Linked DNA regions of Mus musculus: region 2 is linked to region 1. Evidence: chromatin loops called from intact Hi-C (ENCODE). Cell type or tissue: heart. All regions are shown on one strand.

Region 1 (8,000 bases):
TTTTGGTATTTCAAGACAAGGTTTCTCTGTAGCCCTGGCTGTCCTGGAACTCACTCTGTAGACCAGGCTGGCCTCAAACTGAGAAATCTGCCTGCCTCTGCCTCCCAAGTGCTGGGATTAAAGGTGTGTGCCACCACTACCTGGCTTAGGAAGTATGTTTCTAATGTCCAGTTCTAGAACATACTCTGGTATTGTATCTTCCTCATACATTTTTACAGCTATCATTAGGTAAAATGTTTAAGTGGAATCTTATGACCATCACATGAAGTCTTCTCTATAGGAGGGATGATCAGGGCTTCTTCAGGAGGGAGATTTTTATGCTGTGGGTAATGTTGCTAGATTCAGCATGTGAGAATACAGCAGAAATGTTTGAGGGCTAGAGAGATGGCTCAGTGGTTAAGAGCACTGACTGCTCTTCTGAAGGTCCTGAGTTCAAATCCCAGCAACTACATGGTGGCTCACAACCATCTGTAATGAAATCTGATGCCCTCTTCTGGTGTGTCTGAAGACAGCTACAATATACTTAGATATAATAATTAAGTCTTTAAACAAAAAAAGAGAAATGTTTGAGATATGTATGTACTAAGAGTTATTCAGGGCTAGGGATGTAGCTCTGTGGTAGAGTACTTGCCCAGCAGGTGAGCAGCCCTTAGCTTCCATCTCTAGGCCTGGAACAAACTTTTTCCTTTTTTGTTACAGTGAACAGTTAACAGGGTGTTAGGGTGTTAATTAGGTGATTTGTGAGACAGCCCTATGCAGGGTGTGTGTGTGTGTGTGTGTGTGTGGTTTTGGTTTTCACACCAGCAGGAGGTATTCTCCTGACATCTAGTGGGTAGCCTCCAAGAATGCAGCTAATGCGGCTAAGCATTACACAACTGTGGAGGCTGAGGACCCTGCTCTTGTCCCGGATCTGACGTGTTCGGAGCAGACCTACTGCTGCAGGGAGGGGCTGCTGTGATAAGGAGAGCCTTTGGGGGAGGGCAGCTCTTGCTTCTCTCCCAAGAAAGAGTAATTGCCATCAAGAAACAGGGAGAGAGTTCAGGTCCTCCAAAATGAGAGTAAAGGCCAGAAAGGCAAGGCGAGGCCCTCTTGCAGCCTGTGCTTGACCTGTGTAGAGTCATAGAAGCAACTGGAGGTGGCAGGGGTGACCTGGGAAAGATGGAGCTAATGCTCAGAATTCTCACTCCCAGACATCTGGCTCTGAGGAAGCCGCCATGGGAAAGAGAAATGGCATGTCCCCCAACACCTGGCTCTGTCTGCGGCTCAGGGTGTGTGATGGTGGCTAGAGGCATGCACACATGAGGGAGGGAGGGAAGGAAACATTACAAGAACCAGGGAAAAGAAGTATGCAGAATTGAGTTCTCTCTTTTAAAAGTTATGTACTTTATTATTGAAGTGTGTTTATTGTCTTTAATAACTTATTATTTGTATTTTTATATACACTGGTGTTTTGCCTGCATGTATGTCTGTGTGAGGGTGTTGGATTCCCTGGAACAGATGTTAGACAATCGTGAGCTGCCATGTGGGTGTTGGGAATTGAAGCCAGGTCCTCTGGAAGACCAGCCAGTGCTCTTAACTGCTGAGCCATCTCTTCAGCCATGTGTGTGTGTCCATGTGCAGTACTTGAGGAAGCCAGAAGGTGCAGCCTCAGTTGCAATTGAAGGCCCAGGACTGAAGGGGTCATGCAGTGTTTTGGAGATGCAAGTACCATGAGATGACCACCAAGAGCAGCAGCAGCAGTGGAGTACAGACATCTGGAGCCTAGAGGATGACGCGTGTGCTACAAAGGGCCTGGCTGGAGAAGTGACCCAAGCCCTTGGAGGAGCCCAGAAGATCGTGAGTTGGATCCCAGACATTGGACAGTTGGAGATTGACTTTTGCTTTTGATTGTGACTGTGCCCTGATATTTTCCCTCTTGAAGGAAGAAACTGTTTTAGTGGAGCCCACAGTTAAGAGACTATTAATTGTAAAAAGACTTTGAATTTTAAAAGAGATGGATATTTTAAAGAGATTGAAATTTTAAGAATATGTAAAGAATCTCTGAATCTCTGAAACTGGAGTTAGAGGTGGTTGTAGGCTGTCATGTGGGTGCTGGGAACCCAACTTAGGTCCTCTGAAAGCGCAGCAAGCTCTCTTAACTGCTGAGGCATCTCTCCGCCCCTCTGCTACTCCATCACCACCTCCTGGGCTCTCTCTGGTGTGATAAGTCACTTCCTTCATCTGGTCTCAATTTCCCCATTCCTGGAATGAGGAAGTTGGAGAGAAAAGGTACCTTTAAAACCTCCACACACATCTGAATCACCCAGGGACCTGACAAACAGATTGCTGGCCCTGACTCTGACTCTGACTCTGATTTCTGGCTGGAGGTGGGAGGATTGGGTCAAGAATCTGTGGAGAGAGGCTAGGTACGGCAACCCCAGGAGGTCCGGACTTCTCTGTCCTTAGGAAGCAGGTAAATGGAGGAAAGTTGGTTTATATCTCAAATGGTCAAGTGCTGGGCAGCCAGAATCAGTTCCCATGGAGACTGTCTTTCATAACAGATTTCTTCTGGGGGGAATAGCAGGATTTGTAGGGTTTTTTTGTTTTTTGTTTTCCCATCAGGAAACCCTCCACCAAGAATGGGTGGAATCAATCATCTTTGTGGCCCAGGCCCTCCTCCAATGGCTGGTGGATGAGGAAGGTAAATGTCTGTCCTGAGAGGTAGACAACTATGGAAGGAAGCCATCAAGCTGTGAAGAGCAGCTCATGCAGGAGAAGATGGTGTCTGGCCAAACAAGGACTGCTCTGTGTCCTCACAGATGAATGAGGCCATGCTGGGAATTCCTTCTGCAGGATCTGGCCTGACTGATATGCAGTTCTATAAATGTACATGTTTGTCACCTTATATTTTTGTATAGTTTACTAGAGTATTAATATAGTTTTTGGTTTTGGTTTTGGTTTTTCAAGACAAGGTTTCTCTGTATAGCCCTGGCAGTCCTGGAACTCACGTTGTAGACCAGGCTGGCCTCGAACTCAGAAATCCACCTGCCTCTGTCTCCTGAGTGCTGGGATTAAAGGCGTGAGCCACCACGGTTTAATATAGTTTTAAAAAGTAAATGTTTTTAGGTCGCAAAACTTGATTCTTTATCTTTATATGATTATACCCAAAATCTTTAATTTTTTTGTTAAAAGATTTATTTATTTATTATATGTAAGTACACCATAGCTGTCTTCAGACACCCCAGAAGAGATTCAGTTATCATTACAGATGGTTATGAGCCACCATGTGGTTGCTGGGATTTGAACTCAGGGCCTTCGGAAGAGCAGTTGGTGCTCTTAACCACTGAGTCATCTCTCCAGCCCACCCAAAATGTTTAATCTGGAAGAGATAAAGACCTTGTATTTAGTACTGGAAAAGAAGAAGGAGGAGGAGGAGGAGGAGGAGGGGAGAAGAGGAAGAAGAAGGGGAGGAGGAAGGAAGAAGAAGAAGAAGGGGAGGAGGAAGGAAGAAGAAGAAGGGGAGGAGGAGGAGGAGGAGGAAGAAGAAGAAGAAGAAGAAGAAGAAGAAGAAGAAGAAGAAGAAGAAGAAGAAGAAAGAAAGAAAGAAAGAAGAGAGAGAGAGAGAGAGAGAGAGAGAGAGAGAGAGAGAGAGAAAGAAAGAAAGAAAGAAAGAAAGAAAGAAAGAAAGAATCTACATTCCTAGCCAGCTCCTAAGTGAGGCCCTGCTGCGGGCCTTGAGCCCACCTCAGGTCACGTGGTCAATAAGGGCATCCCAGCATCTCCCCTTTGTATCCTGTCCACCTGGCTGGGTCCACTCAGAACACAAGTCCTCCCACTCCTATTACAGTGGATCACCCTGAGGGCTTCGTACTGTGACGTGCTGCCATCTACTGGCTGTGGCTGAGCTGTTTAGGCCCCAAGGGGTGTGGAAGGAGAGAATTGGCTTTGTTCAGCTGTTGTTCTCTGATCTCTACATACACACACTTGCACAAGAATAAGAAATCTTCTGATGCAAAAAACAAAGAAAGAAATAAAAAAAAAGTAAGTGGTAGAGAGAAGTGTGAATACAAGATAAATGCATGTGTCTCATGAATATTCTCTTTGACCAGACTTCAGTTCAGGGTCCTCGTATTTTCAGCTAAGCTTTGGCCTTGGCTCTGCCCTACTCTATCGAGTATTAGCAGAGAGCACTACAGGAAGACTCCATGGTGCACACTTGTCATGACAGTCCTGGGGTGGTTGAGGCTGGAGGATAGCCTTGAGTGGGCCCCTGTCTCAAACAAAGAAAGAAGCCTGGTTGTTCCTCCCATGGAGTTCCTCACACTCTCTGGAGTTCTTTCTTACATCTTCTCAATACAATTAACTCTACTTAAAACCAAACAAAAACAATCGAACAAATCCTGTGGTCCAGCATGGTGGCACACGGCTTTAGGCTTTCATCCCAGCACTCAGGAGGCAGAGGCAGGCAGATCTCTGTGAGTTCGAGGCCAGCCTGGTCTACAGAGCGAGTCCAGGATAGCAAAAGGCTACACAGAGAAACCCTGTCTTGAAAAACAACAACAACATCTTACTAAGTCATGGTCTCCTAGACATTTGACCTTTGACATTTGACCTTTGACATTTGAAACTCCTTAGCTTTCACCTCGGAGGTGAAAACTCCTGGCCTGCCATTAAGCCAGAGTCAACTGACCTTGGTGTCTTCCCTTTTTAACTGCATCTACAGACCCCTTGTTGAGCTTCTAGGACCAAAGCCTTCCTTTGGCCCTTATTGTATCTAAGGGTTGAGTCTATTTCTCTCCTCTTGCAATGGTATTCAAGGAGAGGTCACCACAGCCCAGTGCACTGGCCCCTGCCTAAGTCTCTAGAGGCTGAGGCAGGACAGGGTCAGTGCCAGGACCCAAGAGAGAGAGTTCACCGAGTAAAGACCCTTGGTGTACATACCTGGTGATCTGAGAGAGGGAAAGAGAGGGGGGAGCGGGGGAGAGAACCATCCGGAGGGCTGGACTGGGTGGGGCATACATTTAATCTACTCAGGAAATGGAGATACACCGATCTTTGTGTTCTAGGCCAGCATGACCTACAATAGTGAGTTCCAGGAAGAGGCGGCCATGGAAGAAAGCCACGTCAAACAAAGTACAGGTCCTACTCAAGTGTTAAGGGAACTGGGTGAGAGGGAGGAGATCCTTGCTACCATTTGCTGGGGCACAGGTTCTGGGTAGGAGCCACTCTGTGCGTGTTGAGCTGGCTGGAGAAGTTCTGGAGAGGCCTAGCTCGGGCTTCCTGGAACGGGAAATGGATGGGATCACCACGTCGTTCTCCGTTCTCCATTGCAGGCTTAGGAGACACACACCTTCCCTCTGCCGTCCCCTGCTTACACGCTTACACGCGTCACGGTGAACCCTCCACGCAGGCAAGCTCGCCCTGGATTTCTGTCCGTGCGCACGCACGTCTGCACTGGTCGGTGCTAGCAGAGGAGCCTGCTCAGGCTCTTCATCCTCTCTGCTGAGCTCTGGTACCCTGTCCTCCGGCCCCATTTGTCAGTCCAGCCAGAATCCTCCTTCCCCCTGGTGTTTCTTTCATGGTTCAGCTTTCTCCCACGGCCTCCTCTTCCTGGAACTCACTATTGTAGGTCATGCTGGCCTAGAACACAAAGATCGGCCTAGCTCCATCTCCTGATCAGATTAAAGTTATGCCCCACCCAGTCCATCCCTCCGGACGTTTCCCTCTCCCTCCCCCTCCCCCTCCCTCTCTGTGTTGTGGAGGTCAGGGGACAGCTCTTTGGAGGTGTTTCTAGAAATGGGCTCACTGCTTTTCCTGTCTTGGCAATCTTTTCCTGATGCCATACATTCCCTGCCCTCCCTTTCTTGGAGTGAGAGATGCTCTTTGGCCTATACAGTCTCTGTGCTTTATTTTATTTTATTTATTTATTTTATGAATGTGAATACTCTATCTGCATGTACACCTGCATGCCAGAAGAGGGCATCAGATCCCATTACAGATGGTTGTGAGCCACCATGTGGTTGCTGGGAATTGAACTCAGGGCCTTCAGAAGAGCAGCCAGTGATCTTAACTGCTGAGCCACCTCTCCAGCCCTCAGTCTCTGTCCTTTGGTCTGTGGCTTCCCTTGAATAGTCTTACAAACTTTACAATTAGTATGTCACAAATAATTTTACCATTCAATTTATTTTTTTATTTTTAGACAGGGTTTCTCTGTATAGCCCTGGCTGTCCTGGAACTCACTCTGTAGACCAGGCTGGCCTCCAACTCAGAAATCTGCCTGCCTCTGCCTCCCGAGTACTGGGATTAAAGGCGTGCGCCTCCACACCCAGTCCACTCAATTGTTTTTTTTCTTCATATGTATATCTTTTTAAAAATATTTTTTATTAGGTATTTTCCTCATTTACATTTCCAATGCTATCCCAAAAGTCCCCCATACCCTCCTCCCCAACTCCCCCACCCACCCACTCCCACTTTTTGACCCTGGCTTTCCCCTGTACTGGGGCATATAAAGTTTGCATGACCAATGGGCCTCTCTTTCCAGTGATGGCCGACTAGGCCATCTTCTGATACATATGCAGCTAGAGTCAAGAGCTCAGGGGTACTGGCTAGTTCATATTGTTGTTCTACCTATAGGGTTGCAGTTCCCTTTGGCTCCTTGGATACTTTCTCTAGCTCCTCCATTGGGGGCCCTGTGATCCATCCAATAGCTGACTGTGAGCATCCACTTCTGTGTTTGCTAGGCCCCGGCATTCAATTGTTTTTAAGATTTTATTTTCACTGTTATTGTTGATGTTGTTGAAGGCAGCACACACATGCCCTATGAAGAGTGTGGAGAACAGAAGGCAACAGTGTGGACTCAGTTTTCTCCTTCCATCTTTTATGTAGGTTCTTGAACTCAGGGGTAAGTAGCTTTAACCATTGAGCAATCTTGCTGGCTCAGTTTTGTTTTGTCTTTTTTGTTTTAGATGGGGTCCTACACAGTTGCCCACATTGGTCTTGTATATTCTCATCAACGCCCCCCCAACCCCCAGTTTTAAAACTCTCAAGTGCTAGGATTCATAGGTGTGTATCAGGTCATCCAGGTGTGTATCAGGTCATCCAGGTGTGTATCAGGTCATCCAGGTGTGCATCAGGTCATCCAGGTGTGCATCAGGTCATCCAGGTGTGTATCAGGTCATCCAGGTGTGTATCAGGTCATCCAGGAGTGTATCAGGTCATCCAGGTGTGTATCAGGTCATCCAGGAGTGTATCAGGTCATCCAGGTGTGTATCAGGTCATCCAGGTGTGTATCTGGGTCCCAGTAAGTTGCCTAGGCTTGAACTCAGTCCATAGCCCAGCCTAAGTTTTGGAATCCTTTGGCTTCAGTCTTTTAAATAGCTGTGATGATAGACCCACACCACCAGGCACAGCTAAGATAACCGTATCTTCAAGGGTAGATTTCAGGACCCACGACAAAGCAAATAGGGGGAAGGAGTTAACTTAGTGGTGAGAGCATTTTCAAACCTGGATCCTGGTAAAAGCTGAGCGTGTGTGGTGCACACCTGCAACCCCCACCTCCTGCCCCACAACACTGGCTGGGGCCCCGCACAGCACTGAGAGCAGACAGGAAGATCCCCAGGGATTGCTGGTGACCCAGCCAGGGCATACAGAGGTTGGGGGGTGGGTAGGTGGGTGAAGTCAGCAAGCTCTATGTTCAGGGACAGTTCTTTCTCAAGAGAACTGAATAGAAAGTGACACCTGATGTCACACACACATGAACACACATCACACACACACACACACACACCAATCAGTAACAGGCTAGGCATGGTGGTATATGCCTTGAATCTCTGAGTTCTCGACAGCCTGATCTCCACAGTGACTTCGGGGCCAGCAGGGACTGTAGAGTTAAGACCCAGATGGATGAGGGGACAGTGGGGAAGCAAAGTCCTATGTCTGACTGTGCCTTGCTTTGCTGTGTGCTCTTGCGTCTTAGGTTCCTCTCCAGATACTCAACCCTTTCTGGGAGGGACCACACCAGT
Region 2 (8,000 bases), 160 kb before region 1:
TGAAATTACCCTCAGTACCACAGTGGTCTTCCATGTTTCTACTAGTATGGCCTACTAAACCCCACTTGAAGCATTCCACTGTTTTCAAAAGTCGCAAAATCCATATTCCTCAAAACAAAGCATGGTCAGGCCTATCATAGCAATGCCTCAGCCTTGCACCAACTTCTCTCTTAGCTATGATTTTATTGCTGTGAAGAGACACCATGACCAAGGCAACTCTTATAAAGGCAAACATTTAATTGGGGTTGGCTGTTAGCAAACATTTCCAGTCTTGGGGAATAACTCTATTATGGGTAGTCCGGTGACTATTTAACACAAGGGGAATGCACTCTACATGAAAGGATAGCATCTTTATAAAGCCTCAGATCTATCATTTCTATAGGGCACCACATTATCTCATCATAATCGTGATCAGCATCATTAGCAGGCATGTGCTGCACAATTACAATCAGAAAACCGGTGGTGATTTTGTAATTCCAGGTCCCTCCTCTGGCAGGGTACTTGGCTCAAGACTAACCCTTCCTCTTAAAACATGGTCTCCTGCTTCTCCTGGCTCCTTGCTCCACCCAGGGTCTTTGGGGACTTGAGACCCGAAGTGAAAAGAAGTGAAAGGCACAGGGTGGAGCCAGGCTCTGCCTTCATGCCCAGCTGGCTTCCCTCTTTCATCCCATGAGAAGCTCTGGCTGTGAGTCACCAGGTCTGAGTCTTTCTGTTCCCCCTTTTCCAGTGCTACTGGCTTTTCAAGAGCTCCTGTCTCTACCTGGAGCCCTTTCAGTTGCACAGGCAATGTTGCAACCCTTTCAAAAATGAGAGAACAGAATGATCCTTCTGGTTTCCCCATTTCATTCTTTTTTTTTTTTTTTTTCTGTTTCTCAGATCCCTCCATATCCACTCACAACTTTTCCCATTGCTCAGCCATTCTCCCAATCCTCTTTGAAATAGAATACAGGGAGAAGATGAAGAAGAAGGAGAAGGAGAGGAGGAGGATGAGGAGGAGGAGGATGAGGAGGAGGAGGAGGAGGAGGAAATAGAAATTCCCCTCTGGGAGCAGTGTGGGAGAGAACCCAGAGCCAGCAGCAGTAAACTTTTTGGTAATGTCCTGAAGCAGAACTCTCATTTCTTCTTCCCTTGCCACCACTTCTCCTATGGCATTAGGAATCCTCTCTCTCTCTCTCTCTCTCTCTCTCTCTCTCTCTCTCTCTCTTCTCTCTCTCTCTCTCTTCTCTCTCTTCTCTCTCTCTCTCTCTCTCTCTCTCTCTCTCTCTCTCTTTGGTTTTTTTTATTTTTTTTTTGAGACAGGGTTTCTCTGTGTAGACCAGGCTGGTCTCAAACTCGGAAATTCACCTTCCCCTGCCTCCCAAGTGCTGGGATTAAAGGCAAGTGCCACCACGCCTGGCCCCATGTGTCTCATTCTGCTCTGTGTTAGGGGTCACTCATAACTGGATTTTTTGGCTTCTTTATTGGGTTCTATTATCTGTTGCAGCAGCAACGGGGAGCAACAACATGGGGAGCAGCAGCTGTCACAGGCCCTCTTGGGCCCCTTGCATTTAAGCTTTCTGAAGTGTCCCCAGAATTCAAAACATAAACATCTACAGCTTGTGAAAATCACACCCCTTCTAGAGCATAAAAGAAATCATAGTTATTGGGCATGGATAATCTGAAACAGCCCCATGTCCCCCACCTGGGATCAAAACAAGAACATAATCACATAACATAACTGGGCTTTAAAAAAACAAACTAGTCGGTCATGGTGGTGCACACCTTTAATCCCAGCACTCGGGAGGCAGAGGCAGGCGGATTTCTGAGTTCGAGGCCAGCCTGGTCTACAAAGTGAGTTCCAGGACAGCCAGGGCTACACAGAGAAACCCTGTCTTGAAAAATACCAAAAACAAAACAAACAAACAAACAAACTGAAATTCTCATTATGTGTAGGTTTGAAAGGTTGGAAATGCTGGGGGGCTTCTGGCCTCCCTGTGTGGGTTAGAGAAGGGTACTGGGGGCAGCAGGAAGGAGAGGGCAGGCCCTTTTTCTACCGAAGGCGTCTGTGTTCTTCTTTGCCCATGCATTCATGTTAGAGAAACTGACTGACTCAAGGAAGGCCAGCATCTGCCTGGGATGTGGATCTTGGTGGTCCTCATCCTTGAGTTCAGCTTCTGAGGATTCAATGTAACCCTGGAAGGGGGCGTGTCCTATAGTCTGTAACTGATGATCTCTTCTCAGAAGCATCTGTAAGCCATTGTCAGATCTCTCTCTCTCTCTCTCTCTCTCTCTCTCTCTCTCTCTCACCTCTGATGTCCTTTTTCTTTTTAGCTACCATGTCTAATACTTCTTTTGGAAGGTGGGTGTTGCTTGGATGTTGTAGGCTTGACTTAATTATAAAAGTAACAACTTACATACTTCACTGAATTACACAGTAACCCATGACACAGAAGTAGCTGTTTTACACAAGGGGAAAACAGACAGAAGTAATTTTAATTAGTAACTAGCTAGTTGGATCAAACCCACACCTGCCTGTATTCACAGCTCAGGACTCTTATTTTCAAAATTTACTTTTTATTTATTAGTTTATCTGTATTTAAGTTTTTCCTGCACATATGTCCTTGTAAGTGTGTGCCTGGGGTCCTCAGAAGGAAGACAAGGGCATCAGACTGGAACAGCTGATTTAAGCCACTACTCTGATTTGTATACTTGTTAACATAGTTACAAAGTAAAGGGTCTAGAATCTGTATGGTTTCTTTTTATCTTCGCACTTATTTTATGTATGAGTACTCTATCTGCATGTACACCTGCATACCAGAAGAGGGCATCAGATCCCATTACAGATGTCTGTGAGCTACCATGTGGTTGTTGATAATTGAACTCAGGACCTTGGGAAGAGCTGTCAAGTGCTCTTAACTACTGCGCTGTCTCTCCAGCCTCAGCTGATTTTTTTGTTTTTGTTTTTGTTTTTGTTTTTCGAGACAGGGTTTCTCAGTCTAACCTTGGCTGTCCTGGAACTCACTCTGTAGACCAGAATTCAGAAATCCACCTGCCTCTGCCTCCCAAGTGCTGGGATTGAAGGCGTGCGCCACCACTGCCTGGCGTCTCAGCTTATTTATTTATAAAAATTATTTTATTTATATGGGTGTTTTGCCTGTATGCACACATGGCCTGATGCCTGTAGATGCCAGAAGAGGGATCTGTCTCCCTGGAACTGGAGGCACAACCAGTTTTGAAATACCGTGTTCATGCCGGGAATTTTGTTCTTAACTGTAAAGCCTTCTCTCTAGCCCTTTGCTCAACTGATTTAATGGACTTTGGGCAGTGACATCACTCAAGAACCACCAGGTTCTGAGACTGTTCTTGGAGTCATGGACTCAAGAACATACCAGCATCGGACAACCCACGACCTAGTCTTTTGCCCAAGATGACTGCAGTTTCGAGGACAGTCCACTAGAGGTGGCAGCGCCACGACAGCTATGCCTCTCTTTCCCCCTCTCCCCTCGTTTGTCTGCCTAGAAGAAAAGCCCGCCTCCTGACCCATAAGGCCACGGGGCCGGAAGTCTCCCTCTCTCTTCCTGTTCTCCACCATGGCGGTGAGTAGGCGAGAGTTGGCTTTGCCTCGCTTTCATCCGTCTCCATCCGCAGTCGGCGGAGCCCAGGGCGGCTGTCTCGCGGGTGGCCGGAGGAGGACGGAGCCCGCGAGGCTGTTGGCATTAAGCCCGGCGGGACTGGGCGGCCGTGGGGCACCCCCGCCGCATCGCCGCCCATCCTAAGAATGGGGCTCAGGTCTGCAGCCCCGAGGGCCCAGACGCAGTGTCTGGGGGCTGCCGGAAGTGCGAGCGCGACGTGCGGAGGTCCACGGCGGGGCCAAGGGGACACTTGCAGCTTGTGTGGTGCTGGGGAGTTTCTGCGAGTCCTACTCGCAGGACCCGTGCTAGCTTGGGAAGGGGGACGGCATGGCGCAGAGGCCGGTACTTCCTGTAGTTTTGATTAGGGTTACATTGTATACTTTCTACGATCTCTAGTGTCTGTTCCCTACTCGTGGATCCGCTTGGGATTCAGGCTCTCTCTCTGTGTTCGTTCTCTTCCAAACGCGGAGACCTTGGTGGTCCCGAGGGCTTAGGCGGGATCCGGGACGATAGAAGTCAGAGCGGAGAAGACCTTGGCTGTTTCTCGTCTCTGACGGGGCGGGAGGGTGTTGATGGCTGTGTCCCTCTTCGCAGCAAGATCAAGGGGAAAAGGAGAACCCCATGCGGGAACTGCGCATCCGCAAGCTCTGCCTCAATATCTGCGTCGGGGAGAGCGGAGACAGACTGACCCGGGCAGCCAAGGTGTTGGAGCAGCTCACAGGCCAGACCCCGGTGTTCTCCAAAGGTGAGTGGCGGTGGGCTGACCAGAGAGGAGTGGATCTGGAAAGCTTGCTTCATCTGACCGGAGCACGGGTGCAAATGGACTTATAACGTGAGCTGTCGTGGGCCTGGTTGACAGCTAAGAACAGGGTTAATACCGTACACTGTTGGCATGAGGTCCTATCCATGCTTTTATTTGTATTTGTGTGTGTGTGCATGGGTACTCTGTTTGCATGCATGCCCACATGACAGAAGAGGGAATCAGATCCCGTTTCTGTTGGTTGTGAACAACCGTGTAGGTCCTCAGAACCTGTTAAACCTCTGAGCCATCTTTCCAACACCCCCCCACCAGTGCTTCTTAACTTCTGGCTCTGCCTCAACTCACTTAAAATGAATTGTGATTCCCTTGTTTGGCCACATGACAGGAGTTACCTTGCTAGAAACATGGAGTCTGTTGCTAGTGTGGTTGTGGGTGGTCTGTGATTGGGTTTGGATACTGTTTCTTAGGACCACAGTCAGCATTTTGAAAACACTGGCTTTTGTCAGTTTTAGTCTCCCAATTAGAGCATAATCATTGGTTGGGCCTGATAGCCCACAACTGTAACCCCATTACCCAGGCTGAAGCAGGAGGATTGCTGCCAGTTCAAGGCCAGCCTGGGCTACATTTGAGATTTTTCTCTCTCAAGGAATGTAACAGTCTTGCTAACCTGTGTCTGTTACTATGGCCATGCTGTTTGAGGTTCTTAGTATGGCTGGGTAAATTAGAGATGGAAAGCTCTGTTTTCTGTGTTGTGGACGATGTTGACTGACACGCTAGATGCCGTGCAATGGAAATAAGACATTACCTGCCTCTTGTGTCCCCGTCCTGCAGCTAGATACACTGTCAGGTCCTTTGGCATCCGGAGAAATGAGAAGATTGCTGTTCACTGCACAGTCCGCGGAGCCAAGGCAGAGGAAATTCTGGAGAAAGGCCTGAAGGTGAGGCTGGTGGGGTGGAGGCTGCTGCATTGTCAGAGATGGGCTATATATACACACATACAGTGCCTTGGCGTTTCAGAGATGACTGTTCCTGGATTTCTGTCCTTGGGATTTTCTCTGCTCTTTGGAAGTGGGGATCGTTTGATGGCATTTGTAGCTGGGGCATGACTTGGTTAGGGGAGGGATACCTGTGCTCCTAGCTAGGACTCACAGAGTTTTGGTTTTGCTCTGGGCCTACTGGGTGTTGATCTGAGCTCATGTTGGGCTACTTGAACATGATGGATAGCATGGTCACTTCTGTGTCCATTCAGGTGCGGGAGTATGAGTTGCGGAAAAATAACTTCTCGGATACTGGAAACTTTGGTTTTGGAATTCAAGAACACATTGACCTGGGCATCAAATACGACCCAAGCATTGGGATCTACGGCCTGGACTTCTATGTGGTATGTGGACTTCTCAGTCCCAAGCTGCCTGTGGGGAGAGGTGGCTCCTCTGTCGACGTCCACACATGCTGTCCTGCTGTTGGGATGGGGAGCTGGGTTGAAGTCTCGTGTCTTGTCTGCCTGTGTGTCCCCCTCAGAAAAGGGCCTTGTAGCAAGTGTAGAGGTTCCGGGGTTTATTCCCTGCCGTTGCAAAGCTCTCTGGGTCATCCTGGGCTGCATTTGCCCTTCGAATTTGCTTCCCTGTCTCCACTCATCTCCTTAGCCTGGGGCACAGGAGTTCTGTGAGGAAGTCATGGAAATGTGGGGGGTGCAGACTGCTCAAATGGGGATTGTCATGTGGGAATGGCCGTTATCATAGTGGAAAGCGCTTTGGGGGGGTATGCTGCTTTTGGCGACTTAAATTTTTCCACATTGCACATGTAAGTTTTTGTTTTGAGGCAGGGTCTTTGATTTACAGCCTAAGCTGGCCTTGAACTCCCTGCATGTATATCTGCACCATGTGTGTGCCTGGTGCCTGTGGAGGCCAGAAGAGAGAGGACAAGGGAATCACATACTGGAATTGGGACTGGAGTTACAAGGATAGAGACCAGTTGAGGAGGAAGCCTGCGGGGCATGTGTGTGTACTGCCTGGTGTGTTGTCTGGGTAGCTAATGACAGTTCTGTCCAGCTGAGGTACTAGTCTTGATGACTTGAAGGTCAGTCTGTAAAGTGTGAGTCTTGTCTGTTCACTGTTGAGCCAACTCTGAGCTGGCTGGGTGACTGTTGGTTATTCTGGCACAGGTGCTGGGTAGGCCAGGGTTCAGCATCGCAGACAAGAAGCGCAGAACAGGCTGCATTGGGGCCAAACACAGAATCAGCAAGGAGGAGGCCATGCGCTGGTTCCAGCAGAAGGTAAAGCCGATTGTCCCACGTGAGCTGGTGCTCTGTGGTGCTGGGGACTGGTGTTGGGATGGGAGCTCTGCAGGTACAGTGCTGTTTGGTGGGTAGCTTGTATAAAGATGGAATATCTGGGCATTTTGGTAAATGCCTCCTAGGGTTGGTGTTTGAAAAGGTCTTGAGTGTAGGTATCTGGAGTCAGAATTCTCAGACGTTAGTCTTTGTTGCAGTTCTTGCTCTGACCTTGTTCTGAAAACATGCAATTTCTTCTCTTTCAGTACGATGGAATCATCCTTCCTGGAAAATAAACTTGATCCAAAAAGCTAATAAAATTTTCTCAGAAATGCATGTTACAGTTGTGTGTTTGTGAAAGGCGCGTGGCCTCATTCAGATCCTGGGACCACAAGCACTTAAAGAAAGCCTCGATGAGAATTGCTGGTGGCGGCGGCAGCCTGCGTCCTGGACTCCAGTGTCTCCCCACAGCTGAGACTGAGCATTGAGTGCCCTGTGGGTGGGCTGTGGTGCAGAGGTCCTTTAAGTGGGTTTTGAGAGGTATTGGGTTGGTTAGGGTTTGGATTTGGTTGTAATTAAGGGCTGGGACAATGTCCCAGTCCCAGCAGGTGTCCCTTGTTTGTGACTTGGTGTGTGGTGAAGGGACCACAGCTTCTGGTGTGGTGGTAAAGACTATTTTGGCTTTGTTCATAGTTGAGTTGCATTTAAAATGACACAGTTGGGAGGGAGGCCTTGTTAGGAAGGAAGTCTCACAGGCAAATTGTCGGATTAGTCCTCCCTTGATTAGCTATGGTAACCTGGAGCAGATCTGTCTCTTTCACGGAAGCAATCATCAGACAACTACTAGGCGTGTGAGCACTTGAATTTTTTTTTGTGTGTTTTGTTCGTGGAATCCTAACACATTAAAACTTGGCTTGTTTTGGTGTGAAGAATCCTGTCACTAGTGATCAAAGCCATTATTTTGGGGACTGTGTAAGTGGCACAGTAGGTAACAGTGTGAGCTTGAGACCTAAATTCAAATTTAATCGCCATTACTCATAAAGGGTTCTTGCCAGCCAGCCTAGCCTAATGGGGAGTACCACGTCCTGGTGTGATGTTCTGCCAGAAACTAGGTTGCTGCCTTCCATGGAGCAAACACACACAAGCCACCATTTATTTAAGCTGTTTCCATCTGTGTGTTCAACACTTGTTTTGAGATGGTCTCTCATCTCTGACTGTCCTATCTTTGGTGTGTCCAAGAACTCCTTGGTCACACCAGGATGCAGAATCCTGGCCCTCTGCCTCCTAAGCCCCTCTGCTTAGGGGCTAAAGGCACACAGGGCCATGCCCAACTCTCTTAAATTTACTTTAATTCAACTTT

The links. Hi-C counts contacts between places; a loop is a spot of excess contacts. Peaks named below come from ENCODE experiments on the same cell type or tissue, not always from the same donor. Only the 100,000 strongest peaks of a DNase experiment are listed, where the experiment ranks them.
Region 2: a loop joins it to region 1, with 3 times the contacts of the local background. A loop is called at or near these places in 5 of 42 quality-filtered maps.

What each region holds. Positions count from the first base shown.
Region 1 is chr4:135,885,945-135,893,944 of GRCm38, reverse strand. No RefSeq gene overlaps it. Among named protein-coding and RNA genes, the nearest start is that of Cnr2, 5.2 kb to the left of the region's middle. In heart, CTCF peaks have their summits at 850 and 3,873 (motif pointing left); a DNase peak (open chromatin) is centred at 3,834; H3K27ac peaks cover 248 bases.
Region 2 is chr4:136,048,923-136,056,922 of GRCm38, reverse strand. Rpl11 (ribosomal protein L11) reads left to right here and starts at 3,530. Exons shown (of 6, transcript NM_025919.3): 1 at 3,530-3,575; 2 at 4,206-4,356; 3 at 5,203-5,309; 4 at 5,621-5,752; 5 at 6,533-6,643; 6 at 6,907-7,569. The coding sequence starts at 3,570. The coding sequence ends at 6,936. In heart, a CTCF peak has its summit at 3,435; DNase peaks (open chromatin) are centred at 3,512 and 4,232; H3K4me3 peaks cover 3,243 bases; H3K27ac peaks cover 2,179 bases.